Linked DNA regions of Homo sapiens: region 2 is linked to region 1. The links are chromatin contacts, found by Hi-C or POLR2A ChIA-PET in ENCODE. All regions are on one chromosome and are shown on one strand. Each heading gives the region's core, a stretch centred on a gene start or an enhancer-like site at or near the end of the contact. The rest is flanking DNA. Distances are from core to core; before and after follow the strand shown.

Region 1 (6,695 bases), core at 2,024-4,523:
CAATTCCTACACAAATAACAGATTTAAGAACAAGAAAACCATTATCTTATTATTTATTTGTTTATTTTACTTTAAGTTCTGGGATACATGTACAGAACGTGCACGTTGGTTACATAGGTCTTCATGTGCCATGGTGGTTTGCTGCACCCATCAACCCATCATCTAGGTTTTAAGCCCCACATGCATTAGGTATTTGTCCTAATGCTCTCCCTCCCCTTTCCCCCCACCCCCTGACAGGCCCTGGCATGTGATGTTCCCCTCCCTGTGTCCATGTGTTCTCACTGCTCAACCCCCACTTATGAGTGAGAATATGCAGTGTTTGGTTTTCTGTTCCTGTGTTAGTTTGCTGAGAATAAAACCATTTTTTTATTAAGGAGAAAGAAATGGGCTAATTTGGGGAGGTGGTGGCTGTTAAGGTGAAGGTAACCAAGATCAGCATCAGAAAGCCTAAATCTTCAATTTGTGTTTTCTGTACTACAGAGAAGAGAATTTCAGCATGAAGATTACTTGAGAAAGCATAAAAAGGTAAAACAGCTGGAAACAACAATACAGATAATACAAAAATGATTATTATGTGATATGGTGTGAATGTACCCCCCAAAAATTCATATGTTGAAACTTAATCACTAATGTGATAGTTTTTAGAGGTGGGAACTTTAGGATGTGATTAAGTCATGAGGGTGGAGCCCTCATGAATGAGATTAGTTCCTTTATAAAACAGGTGTGAGGGAGCTGCCTACCGCCCTTTTACCCTTCTGTCCTTCTTGCCATGTGAGGATACAGCATCTCTTTCTTCTTGAGGATGCAACAGCAAGGTACCATCATGGAAGCAGAAAGCAGCTCTCACCAGAAACAAAACCTCTGGGTTCCTTGATCTTGGACTCCCCAGCCTCCACAAATGTGAGAAATAAATTTCTACTGTTTATAAATTACCCAGTCTGTGGTATTTTGTTGTAGCTGCACAGAGGGGCTAAGACATTACGTGCCAAGCACTACTTTGAATGTTTAACATATTAACTCATTTAATCCTTGCAACAGCTATTAGGTTGGTGCAAAAGTAACTGTGGTTTTCGCCAATTACTTTTGTACCAACCTAATATATGAAAGGTGGGCTAATGTTATCTCTATCACATATGTGATGAAAGAAACACGGAGAGCTTCAGTGAACTGGCCTAGGTCTTAAAACTTAAAAGTCACAGAATTGGTCACAGAACTGGGCAGTCTGTGTCCAGAATCAGCACTCTCCAATGTTATGCTATCTTTCTTCAAAAGCTGAACAAGGAGAAGAATGCACCCATTCAAATTATAACCCGAGGTACCCAAAGATGAAAAAATGGCAAATATTTCAGTTTCAGAGGAGGAAACTATGTTATGAAATACTCCAGAAAACAACATATATTTAAGTGTATCATGCCCTTTAAATAAGGAGCGATATAATAATACAAAATGTGTACAGGAGAAATGTGGCCACCAACTAATCAGAATGGACTCTAGCTAGACTGGTGCAATCAGCTGAATATCAGCCTTCTTCAAACTATGGGAGAACAAGCTATTAGAGTACTGAGTTTAAATAGTAAATATTTCTATTTTGTCTTTATTGTAATGAACAAGCCCTGTCTTTAGCTCCTGCTGTGCACTTTTGGAGGGTCTTCCATATGGTTGCTCCTAAGTATTTTGGCATTTTCCCAACTGTTACAATTGGGTCAGTGGGGGGGATTGTATAGGAGTAATAAAACAAGGGTGACTGCAGCAGGGAGGAGTACGATTACTACACACATAACAGCTTATTGCCTCTCATGCGTTCAAGCACAGCTCTATGCCATTCATTACAACAGACAGCCAGGGCAAACTGCCATAGAGCTCACTCCAGAAAAGGCCCGGTCTTGAGTGCAGAGACTAAATCTTCTCACTTACATGTCTTCCTAATGTTTCCTTACTTCATCTTCCCATATCGAGAATAACTTGAGGAGAAGCAAAACAATTATATCTTGCATATTACTACGTCATTCTTAAGAAAGTTTTCTTGAACAGACTCTCAGCTAACTTTTAGCAGCAGCAGCAGCATTATCAGTGGCTATGAGGGCTTGGATATCTCAGGAGGGGAAAAATGGGAAAGGCTGGCCTGATTATCATAAATAATAATCCTTGAGACATGATTCATAAATCCAGAAGTGGCTAATAATATTGACATTATTGTTATAGTGTCAATATTATTAGCCACTTCTGGATTTCTTCCATATCAGAGATAATATTTATGAAAAAAAAAATGCTACCATTATTTTTATCCTGTGGAAGGCAGTGTTGCTTTAAACAGTAGAGACTATATACAGGTACGCACGCATAGGTTGTATTTTCCATTTTATACATGCAAGGATTCTTTAAATAATTCATTACATTTTTTCTTTAACATGATATGCAGTTTTTCACAAAAAGCCCAAATAAACGGCTGTGAGGAATTCTAATAGGATCACCGTATAGCCATGACACTTTATGATTCATGATTTACAAGAAATTAAGAAATAGAGCTGGAGACATTTAGACCAGCCTACAAATTTGTGTGTGTGTGTGTGTGTGTGTGTGTGTGTGTGTGTTTTAATGTTTCCAGGCAAGAACCTTAAACAAAAAGTGTAGCATTAAAAAACTTCCCTTCGTCCTCGAGACCCCCCCAACTCTAGACACTGGATCCCCGGAGACCCACGCTGGGTCGTCGGAGTCTGGAGCCGGGGGCGGCAGGTGAGCGGCTAGGGTCCTGCAGGGGTCTGCGCGGTGCGGGGGAGGTCGCCGAGTCAGTCAGTGCCGAAAGGACCGCGAACTCCAGGGGCCAACAATCACCGGGTACGGAACTCAACGTTTCCGCCAGTTCCTGGATTACTCGAGTAAAAACAAACAAACAACAACAACAACAACAACAAAAATACTAACAGCAATGGGACCGTAATAAATCAACTCGGAGTGGGTACAGGCGGTTCCGGGACAACCCACACTTAGTCTAGGAGCCCGGAGATCCCTCATCCAGCTTTCCCCGGGGCAAGGGGTGAAGCGCTAAGCAAGGCTGATCACTGTCCTCAATCATCACCCAACCCGCGCACAGAAGCCGTGGCCCCACGCTCTCCTATCCCCGCCAGCTCCAGACTCGCCCCGCTGCCAACTCCCGGTGCAGGAGGAACTGGCAGCCGCAGACGTGAGGAAAGCGGCCGCGGCTTCAAACTCCGTAGTGCGCAGGCGCCACACAACGCGCAGGCGCCGCCTAGAAGTGACTTCTCCAAAAAGTGTGTTAGTTCCCGGTCACCTGAGCTCCGGGTGACGCGGCTGCGGTAGCTGCGGATACAAGCCTTCCGCGGGTCCTGCCTGGCGACCCCGACCTCCTCCTGCTGTCTCTCCGCTCCGCCACCCCGAACCCGCCAAGGTCCTGTCCTTTTCCTCCTGTCCTTTGCCAGCGTTGGGCCGGACCGGGCCGAGCCGGGCCGCCCGGGCGCAGTCTTTAACCATGGCGTCCCTCTTCAAGAAGAAAACCGTGGATGGTGAGTTCCAGGCCGGGCTGAAGGGGCCCAGCTCTGCGTTTTCTCGGCGTCTTTCGAGGCCTGCTGGCCGCGATTCTGCCTACTGTCCCTGGAGGCGGGGCTGGATCAAGTGGTCCCACAGGTGACCGCCCTCGCGGCACCACTTCTCTGCCTCCCTCTTGCTTCTGACTCACCTCACCTTAGGCTCACCTAGGCAGTCTGGTTGCTTCCCTATCCTCACGATTCCCCCACCCTCGGGTTTTCCTCAGCAGGATCCTGAGCGTTTCGAGGAGGCTAGCTGGCCCTTGAGTGTCAATAAACTTGGAAATCTGATGGATTTCTTGTTGGTTTCCTCTGCTTCGATTGTTGCTCTTCAGTTGGGCGATATACTACTTGTAGGCATCCATACAGGAAACTGGCAGTCTCGGAATGGGGAGGGAGGGGATAACAGGCTCCAGTTAGGAAATGAAGTTGGGTCTGGGTCAGTTGCTTCTTTAAGAACACCCCATCAGTAAAGAGATGTGAAACAAATGCTTTTTTGATTAACCCCAGTAGAAAAATAAACCCAAGGGAAGTGCCCAGATTTAGTTTTCATAATGGATTTTTCTCCCTTATGATTATTTTTTGCCAACTAAAGAAAGAGATGGGGTATATATTGTCTTCATAGAAGTTTAACATGTAAAGATAATTGTGTTGTTTCCCGCATTTAGCTTAATATCATCTTAAGCGGGGAAAAAAGTGAATGTAAAGGAATGTACAAGTTTTATGGTGCTCATATGCGATGCCTATAATGTGTTTATATAACACTTGATGTTTTCATTGATTGCTACCAGGAATTAAATTCATTCAAGTTATTTAAAAATTGTGTTCCCCATTATATGTTTAGTCTAGGTTGTTGCTGGTTCAACCAAAGAATCACTTCTTTGTAAGGGTCTAATTCTGCCACAAAAGGAGCAGTGGTAGCTAGACAGTGATTGGTACAAATAGGGTGCTCAGTCCAGACCTGGACGTAACTCCTTCATTCCTTTGTGTTGACTATTCCAATGCCAGCAAAATTATTTTGGGGAGGATAACAAAGAAGTCATCTCTGCTCTGCTGCTGTACACTTCATTTCAACACATAATCTACTTTACCTCTAATTTATCAGATGACATAATACATTTTTCCTTACTCTGGGTGACTGAACATTTTTTTGATTTATTGACTTTTTATTAAGTACCATTTGCAATACCTGGAATAACTACCAACTTCGTATATTAGGTGATACAGTGATGTGAAATGGATTTTATGTGTGCTTTTCATGAGAATGCTGCTTAATCTTTAATATGGCACTTTATTTTTTCAGTGTTTTAGCTGCCACTGTTGTGAGCTTCACTTATTTTACAGTACTCCAGGGAGTGGGGGTGGGGGAACGATTTATTTTCTTTTTGCTTGAGTTTTATATAGTTACAGTTTTTTTTTGTTGTTTAGTTTTATATAGTGAGAATTTACTAAATGGAGAAAAAATGGTTTCATCTCCTTTACTGTGATGTTACAATTAGAGTTAATTTTTTTTTAACAATAAAAGCCAAGCATACTAGTTTTAATCGCCTAATACCTGTCAAATATTTTCAAAGACATAAATCTCAGTTCTGTGCTTCCTGGTGCTTTTGGAAATTTAGTGACTATTGTACTTGAAGTGTAGAGGAGAGAAAAAAAGACAATGGGGATGTGCAATGAGTGTTTAACTGTATACTCATTTGCAGTTAATTCTTCCAAGAAATAATGTTTTTGCTGAATAGACTTATTTGTAAAAGAGTCTTAAGGACTCTTGCTAGGAACTATGCCACTAAATTAACCATATGTGCAATTTCCAAATGTAAATTTGGCCAGCAGGTACATTTACTATAAACTACCAAGATGCATACTTGATGTTTTCTTATATTATTGTGTCAATTCCAGTCATTTACTGACATCTTAATAAATAGATCTGTATTTTCGTTATTTTGATATAGAGCTTTACTTTTTTTATTCCCTGTTTTATTGAAAGGAAGTTTTTTTTTGTTTTGTCTAAAAGGTGACAGCATTCTTCTTGGTAATGAGGCTGTATATTATGAATATGAAGTTTAATGTATTTTTATGTCTCTCAGATCGTTGGATTGATCATGAGCTCTTTTATTGTATGCTGACTTTTAAATCTGTTCCAGCAGTAATGAAATTCTGATATATAAGGGAAACATGTACCTGCCTATAGATCTGGGGAATAATTGAATCTTTTTTCCTGTTTGGATTGGCTGGAAGAGTTATATACTGTATCATTAAAGACTACTGCACATGTAAATTTAAAAGGAAGACAACATTACAGCACTTATTACTATTCAGAGTTATGTTTAATTCATTTTGACACAAAGATGAACAAGTCTCTGCGGTGTATACTTTGCTGTAGAAATTAATGAGAGGTATACCTCAAGAGAAGGGAAGGATTCTTTGGAATTTGAAATTACAGTTGAGTACTACTTGGTTTTTCTTTTACCTGTGTAAGGATATACATATATATAGTGTGTTATGTTTACCTACAGTGTTTATTTTCCCCCTTTGTAGATTAATAGTGACCTATTTAGGGAAGCTAATTATGAACCTGTAAATCAGGATCCCACTAGGACTTGTCACAAATGCACAACTAAACATGCTTAAAAGTGAAGTTCTTTAAACACTATATAATTTTTGTCTGTTAACCTCAGTAAAGACAAATTTGACTAAGCCAACACTGTGCTAAGCATTGTGCATGCCATGTCTTATTTCTCATAAAACATATAAGTACTCATATAACATCCTTATAAAATGAGAAAAGCAAAGGACTAAGTCGTGTGTTCAAGATCATACAGCTATTAAGTGTCAGAACTAGGACCTCATCCCTTTGAGTATTATTATTACTTTTTTCTTATTAGAGATTGATACATGACACAGTTTAATTTTGCTCTTATCAAGCACATGGAATTCTCAACTTTTGGTAGATACCATGCAACGTTTACATTCTTTCTGGAACCAGACTTTTCTTTCGGAATTAGTGGTAGAACTTTACTTTCTAATGGTGGTGGAACTGGAAATAACCCACTCCTGACTCTCCCTGGACACAGCATTTCTTCGAAAGTATGGCCAGTTTCTTTTTGCTTTTCATCTAAACCTTTTGAAGGAGTAGTGATGTCTTATCTCCAC
Region 2 (6,695 bases), core at 3,797-6,296, 44 kb after region 1:
TGGGAAAAGATGTGAAAGAAATTATTTTTGTCTTTAAAAAATTCCTGCTACTTTTACAAACCAAAATTATCCAGGTTTACTTTTGTAAAAGTCAGTTAACTATCCATTTTATGCTTTATTGTGTGGCATCTTGATCAGACAAGAGAACATTTTTAAAAGCAATTTTACCAACTTTTCTTTTATTATATAGCTTTTCTTGAAAATATTTATTGCCGTGGGGTTTATTTTTAGCTTTTTATTAATTTTAATTTTCTGCTAAATTAAAAGAAGGACTAATAGATGTAAAAGAAAATTGATGACATTTATGTTATCATTTATTTAATCTCATATTTATCTGAAGACTTGTTTTGTGCTTATGCTTTCAGAATTGATTCTCACATATATTTATAAAACCTTCACTTCTTTGATTATTTAGGTCCATCAGGTATCACTTAATACATTTAATGATAAAATACCCTGAGAAAGAGTACAAAGAAAAGCCAGGCTACTGTTAGATTTTGTACATTTAACATATTTTAAGACACTTTAGATAACTCATTTAACCTATGTCAAATTATGTTTATTTTATATAAAAAATTTGTGTGTTTTTTACTTACGCATACTAAAAGGTCTAAATTTGTTATCAATTATTATTATTATTTTCAATTTCTCTTGCTGATCATAATTATGTACTGCTACAAATCTTCTATGCAACACTTTGTGTCGTGTTAATTTCACATTTGTTATCATCTTTATCCTTATACAAAAAATGAGTCAGGAAAGATATATATTTTTCCCCATAATTTACAATGGAGGAAATTTAAGTAGAAAGAAAGTAAATAACTTGCCTCCAGTGCCCAACGAATTAACTTTGCAGTTTAAACCAGAACTAAAGTCTAATAAGCATTGCAGTAAGCCACATCAAAATCATTGCCCGGTTCATTCTCCAGGCAGTCTATACTCAGGCAAATTAAATAACTTCTCTTTAAAAGGTTTTCTCTGCATTTAAACACCTTTGGCTATATTAAACAAACACTGTTCCACAAAAATATTACAATAAAATATATATAAAGTGTGTCATCCCTGTTTCCGTAAAATTGTTTATTTGTTTGTTTGCTTATTTATTCTTTATTTTTAGAGATGGGGTCACACTCTGTCTCCTAGACTGGAGTGCAGTGGTAAAATCTTAGCTCATTGCAATCTCAAATTTCTGGCCTCAAGCCATCCTCCCACCTCAGCATCCTAAGTAGAATCTACAGGCATGCACCGCCATGCTCATCTACTTTTTTAAATTTTTTGCACAGACGGGATCTCACTATGTTGCCCAGGCTGGTCTCAAAACTCCTGGCTTCAAGCAATCCTCCAGCCACAGCTTCCTGTAGTGCTAGAATTATAGGTATAAGCCACAGAACCCAGCCACAAAAATTGAAAGGTAGTTTATACATTGTAAGTACTCTGGGAAAGTGGACACGCAGAAAACAAATTTGAATGGAATCCATGAAAAGTACACAGAAAATACCATGCTCCAAGGTTTGGCATCCAGAACAAGAAGGAAAATGTGATGTGTGATACATTTTTTATTTTTTTCCCTTTCCCTTTTTTTTTTTTTTTTTTTTTGACACAGCGTCTCGCTCTTGTTCCCTAGGCTGGAGTGCTCTCGGCTCACTGAAACCTATGCCTCCTAGCTTCAAGCAATTCTCCTGCCTCAGCCTCCCTAGTAGCTGGGACTACAGGTGCCTGCCACCACACCCGGCTAATTTTTATATTTTTTAATTTATTTTTTATTTATAATTTTTTATTTAGAGACAGGGTTTCACCACATTGGCCAGGCTATTCTCGGACTCCTGACCTCAGGTGATCTGCCTGCCTCGGCCTCCTAAAGTGCTGGGATTACAGTTGTGAGCCACTGCACCTGGTTCACTTTCATTTTTCATTGCATGAAAGTATCTACAATTATCTGCAAGGTCACAGATTTCCTGGAACTAACTTCACACAGAATTTCATCACAACAATTTAAAAGAACAGCCAAACGAACCTCTGTTTCTAGCATCTGAGCCTGCATTTGGGGGAGTGTGGAGAGTGATTGGGATGATATGTATAGCAATATGTTTTTCAAATCTTTTTAAAACCCAGATTACTGCAAAAAGTAGGAATAAGATAAAAGATGTTGTGAGTCATGTGTGACAGAGGTCTCATCAACATTTTCTGAAACATGGATAAAGAAAAATTATCTTGAGGCCTGGACAGCACACACACACATAGCTCAGAAGTGTTTGCACACTGTAGTTCCAAATACATTTTCACATTGAAGATTAATTCACCAGAGCCTTTCTAAATTGCTATGTATGCATTTCTGTGTGACAGAGGAGAGAGAAGAACAGAGGTAAATCTTTTAAAGCAGGCAATGGGGGTCAGAGATAGGGATGCCTTACTAGGCGCTGACTCAATGTACCATAGCATGGGGCAAATTGATCTTTGCAGCATGTGGTTAGCTGACAACATCATCTCACGTTACTGGCTTGATGCCTTAAAAAAACAAACAGGGGAAGCAGAGGGACATAGTAAAATACGCCACCCTGCTGTGCTTGTAACATGCACAGGAACATGTATCTGAATATTTCCATATATTCCCCTCTGTTGCTTAGGCATAAAAATTCAAAGGAAATTATAAACTTCCACTGTGATCTTTTCACTCTTGTGCATTGGTAAATCCTATCCGTGTACAACTGGGGCCTATTGCCTGTGTTTGTAAATTAAGTTTAATTTGAAATGCCTATTTCTTTACACACAGGCTGTGACTGCTTTCCTACTACAATGACAGGTTGAATAGTTGCAACAAAAACTAGAAAGGTTGAGATATTTACTGTCTGGTTCTTTACAGAAAAGGGTTGCCAACCCCTAGTCTGGAAGTGAAAATACATCATGTTACTGCTACCAAAAGACCTTTCACGATGTGGAAGCAAAAGATCTTCAGAATTACTTGTTTCCTTAGAGTTGTTACAACCAGAACAATTTAGGGCCAAATAAAACAAAGAACTAAACAAAAGAAGTAAATTAAGAAAAAAAAATTTCAAATTTCAAAAAATGAAAAGATGGGTTCCAAAAATAGACTAGACTATTTCTCCCTGTCAGTTGCCAGGCTGATTTCCGTTTTCTTCTGTATTAGCCCAGGCAGCAAGAATATTTTCAGCCATAACAATCTTTTCTTTTAATATCCACTTCTCATGAAAAAGAATTGGATGCTCATCATCTTGTTTAAGTCCCAAGAGTTTGGGACTTAAACAAGTTTGTTTGTTTTGTTTTGTTTTGTTTTCCCCTTGAAATTAACTTTTAAAGCAAGGACTTTCACACTACTTCTTGGTTTGGCCACTACATCATGTAAAGATGGTGGGTTTAACATTTATTACAGTGAGGTTGATTTGCTGTTTCCACAGGACAGCAGAAAGGGTGAACCCCCATTGAGCTTGTTTCCTGAATTGTACTCTGCTTCAGATACTGGAGAACAGAAACAATCTCAGAAACCCAAGAGTCAGAGTTTTGAGAACTTTTTTTTTGATACTTTGTTTTGTTTTGTGTTTATCTAGGAGAGACTTTGAACAGCATCTGTAATTCTAGGTTTTCTATTATTTGTACTGTAAGGTGTTGATTTGAATTCTCTAAGTTCTCAGGAGTGAAAGGACAGAAGGAATTTAGCTGCAAGAGTACGTGAAGAGAAGGGCAAAAGAGAAATCATTTTGAGCTGACACAAATTTGCTACTACTCAACCCCAGTAGAGTTGTAGTACCCACCACAACGTAGATATGAAGAGATTGGAACTCAGAGGTGTTAATCACTTGAACAATGTTAGTAATTAGTTAATGGCATGGATAATTCATTACTCCCAATTAGTCATTCTCTTTATTTTGCCTGCACCTGGACTATTACGTACAGTGGATTCATCTGATCATTAAAATTCTACCTACCAACCTGACAAAATATTAGTTATAGCTCTTCTTTTCCTGTGAGTTATTAATTTAATGAAATGCTCAAACTAAATGTAAGCATCAGAGTATGAGTAATGAAATAACCATATGAAAATAAAGTAATTTCACATATTTTAGAAATATAGTTCTTCCTGTAGCTTCACTTTTATATAGAGTATGTGACACCGTGTCGTTGTTGTTGTTAAGACACTTCTGTGGATTGTGTGCAAGGGGCTGATTTGATTAATGACTTAAGACTTCTCAGAAAATTCAGATGACATAATAAGGTTTCTATTGTGTACTTTATACATTTGTCTCTTATTTACCTTTTCTCTCTTATTTCTGAATTGCTGTATTTTGTAACTCAATTTATGCAGCTTTACTGGGGATAAAGTCAGGAGAGTTCAGATTCTCTAAGATCTAATCTCTCATGAAGCAAATGCTAATACTGAATTATGTCCCAATATAGACATTCTGACATTTAAAGCATATCACATTTTAACAAAATTTTTGAGAGGGATTTAACAATCCCTCTCAAAAATATTCAAATATCTTTGTGCTTGTGATGGTGAGTTTTTCTTTCAGTCACAGAATATATTTAATCTTAAGACCACAGTGATAGCTCCAGACCTTGGTGTAAGTCTTCTGCTCTTGATGTCACTAAGACAGGGTTTTGAATCATTTTGAAAGGCTCTTCCAGGGGTCTTTACATTTTAATTGAAATGAGGAAGAGGTTCGTGGAAGAGGGTTTGCTGAGTTCATGCTGGAGGAAACTTGTATCAGAAAGACATGAGCTGCCAACACTCTCAATGTGAACATTGGCATATTGGCTCCAGTCCTGGAAGCAGTAAGGGTGTTAGAATTCTGAGGCCAGCTGCAAACTCCCGAGGCCAGTGGTGGCCCTCTCTGATTAGGCAGGGTGGGAGTTGGTAGCAAAAATTATCTGAAGGTATTTGGGCCAGAGATTATTGGCCCCTGCTCTGTGACTGGTTTTAATCTTGGTGCCAACCTCAATCAACTGGCAGGGACTGCCTCTGTGCTGGGTTAAGAGAGAAACTAACAATGTACCTTGGTTCCTGGGAGTTCCTCTAAATGAACTGTAAGGTCTTTCCTCCAGGAAACAGTGGCATGTGTTTGTCATTTCCTGTCTCATAATCAAAATGCTGTAAAGGCCACAGAAAGCAATCCACCCGCACCTCCAGTAGCTAAACGCATTTATTTTACTATTTTATAATGACAGTAGTTCATCATTGAGGAGGGCTATTCTCATTAACCATGAATACTAATTAAGCATGTTGATCATAAATAATCAATTTTCAGAGAGGAAGAAAAAATATGGCTTTAATTCTTAATTTTTAAAAAAAGACGTCAGGATTTACAGGTCATTGTTAAGAACACCAGTCTTCATTTAACCATAAATGTTAGGATACTGGTTTATTCAGAATGTTGCTTGATAGAATGTAGGAGAAGCTCATATTTTTCTGGATTATTATTTTAAAGTTTTAATGTTCTATTTAGTCTTACATGGACAAATTTTGAGATATCAAAGGTTAAACAATTTAATTAAAATTAAACTATTTGCTCCATTTTACTTGAAAATTATAGGAATAAATCAATATTTGTCTGCGGTTTTTTTTTTTTACTGCTTATCTGTATCATAACAAAACACAAGTCAATTAGAAAAGATTTCCCTAATAAGTGATTCCTTTATCCACAGTTTTTCCCTCAGTATCACACACATACACACACACCATGCACACGCACACACACATTTACTCACACAGTTTGTCATCAATAAGAATTCTTTTCCTGCTGTAGTAATAAAGATAAAATATCAAAGAATTTCTTTTCTTTTCTTTTATTATTATTATACTTTAAGTTTTAGGGTACATGTGTACAATGTGCAGGTTAGTTACATATGTATACATGCGCCATGCTGGTGCGCTGCACCCATTAACTTGTCATTTAGCGTTAGGTATATCTCCTAAAGCTATCTTAAAAATAAACCAACAAATGAAAATCCTGCGCATAATAAAACTGTGTACTTTTTAAAAACAATTAAAATCTTATGTGGCCATGCCATGAAATTAAACAAGAATTTTTGATGAATAGATCTCATAAGCCAGATCTACGCATTCCTCAAAAACTGTGCTTCAATGCCTTTATAGAAGGATCAATAAGCAGGTAGCCATAATTGATACAGTCATACTTCACTTACCTATAGGAGAAAAGTATGTAACTTCAATGATTTCAATCTCACTTAAGACTCACTCAGAAGCAATTCAGAAAGGGCTGCTAAAGCCTGAAACAGCTATCACTAAAGCCCCTACCAATCACTCTTAGCTTCAATCAATGTCTTATTTATGTTTATGGACCAAAGGTCCAGAAGAAATATAATGATGAGGGGGGGTGTTCTGTAAACCTGTGCTGTCTGATATGGGAGTCGCTAGCCACATGTGGTTATAGAGCACTTGAAATGTAGCAAGTGCAACTGAGAAACTGAATTTGAAATCTTGTTTTATTTTACCTAGTTTACATTTAAATTTAAATAGCCACACGTGTCTAGTAGCTACTATATTTTTAGTGAAGGTAAGCCTACCAATAGCATCATGTTACAACTAACAGTTTGACGATAGTGAATTTCAATAAAAACCATACAAAGCAAACTCAAGAAGCACAGCAGTTCAGAGATACGTAAGTAGGGAAATTAGGTATAACCCCTATGGTCTCTGTGGGTGTCACAGAGCAGGAAAC

The links. Hi-C counts contacts between places; a loop is a spot of excess contacts on that map. ChIA-PET counts read pairs that join two places held with the same protein, here RNA polymerase II (POLR2A). Pooled maps may share reads with other maps.
Region 2: a loop to region 1 is called in a map with no recorded cell type, with 10 times the contacts of the local background. The contact joins the enhancer-like site here to the promoter of CHMP2B in region 1. A Hi-C loop is called at or near these places in 2 of 168 maps with a recorded cell type or tissue (both naive thymus-derived CD4-positive, alpha-beta T cell), 1 of 37 single-sample maps with no recorded cell type and 8 of 50 pooled maps. POLR2A ChIA-PET finds 5 or more read pairs at or near these places in 2 of 52 experiments (T-cell and common myeloid progenitor, CD34-positive).

The regions. Positions count from the first base shown.
Region 1 is chr3:87,224,036-87,230,730 of GRCh38, forward strand. CHMP2B (charged multivesicular body protein 2B) reads left to right here and starts at 3,274. Exons shown (of 6, transcript NM_014043.4): 1 at 3,274-3,521. The coding sequence starts at 3,488. It overlaps MIR4795 (microRNA 4795), which reads right to left and starts at 2,242; the gene lies at 2,154-2,242. RefSeq lists enhancers at 2,726-2,865, 2,976-3,035, 3,126-3,175, 3,226-3,295, 3,366-3,485.
Region 2 is chr3:87,266,510-87,273,204 of GRCh38, forward strand. All of the region lies in intron 2 of POU1F1 (POU class 1 homeobox 1), which reads right to left. Among named protein-coding and RNA genes, the nearest start is that of POU1F1, 6.7 kb to the right of the region's middle. RefSeq lists a silencer at 6,543-6,592. Within about 2 kb of position 5,047, at least 3 of the 41 ENCODE cell types and tissues checked have a DNase peak (open chromatin) inside an H3K27ac peak, as active enhancers do.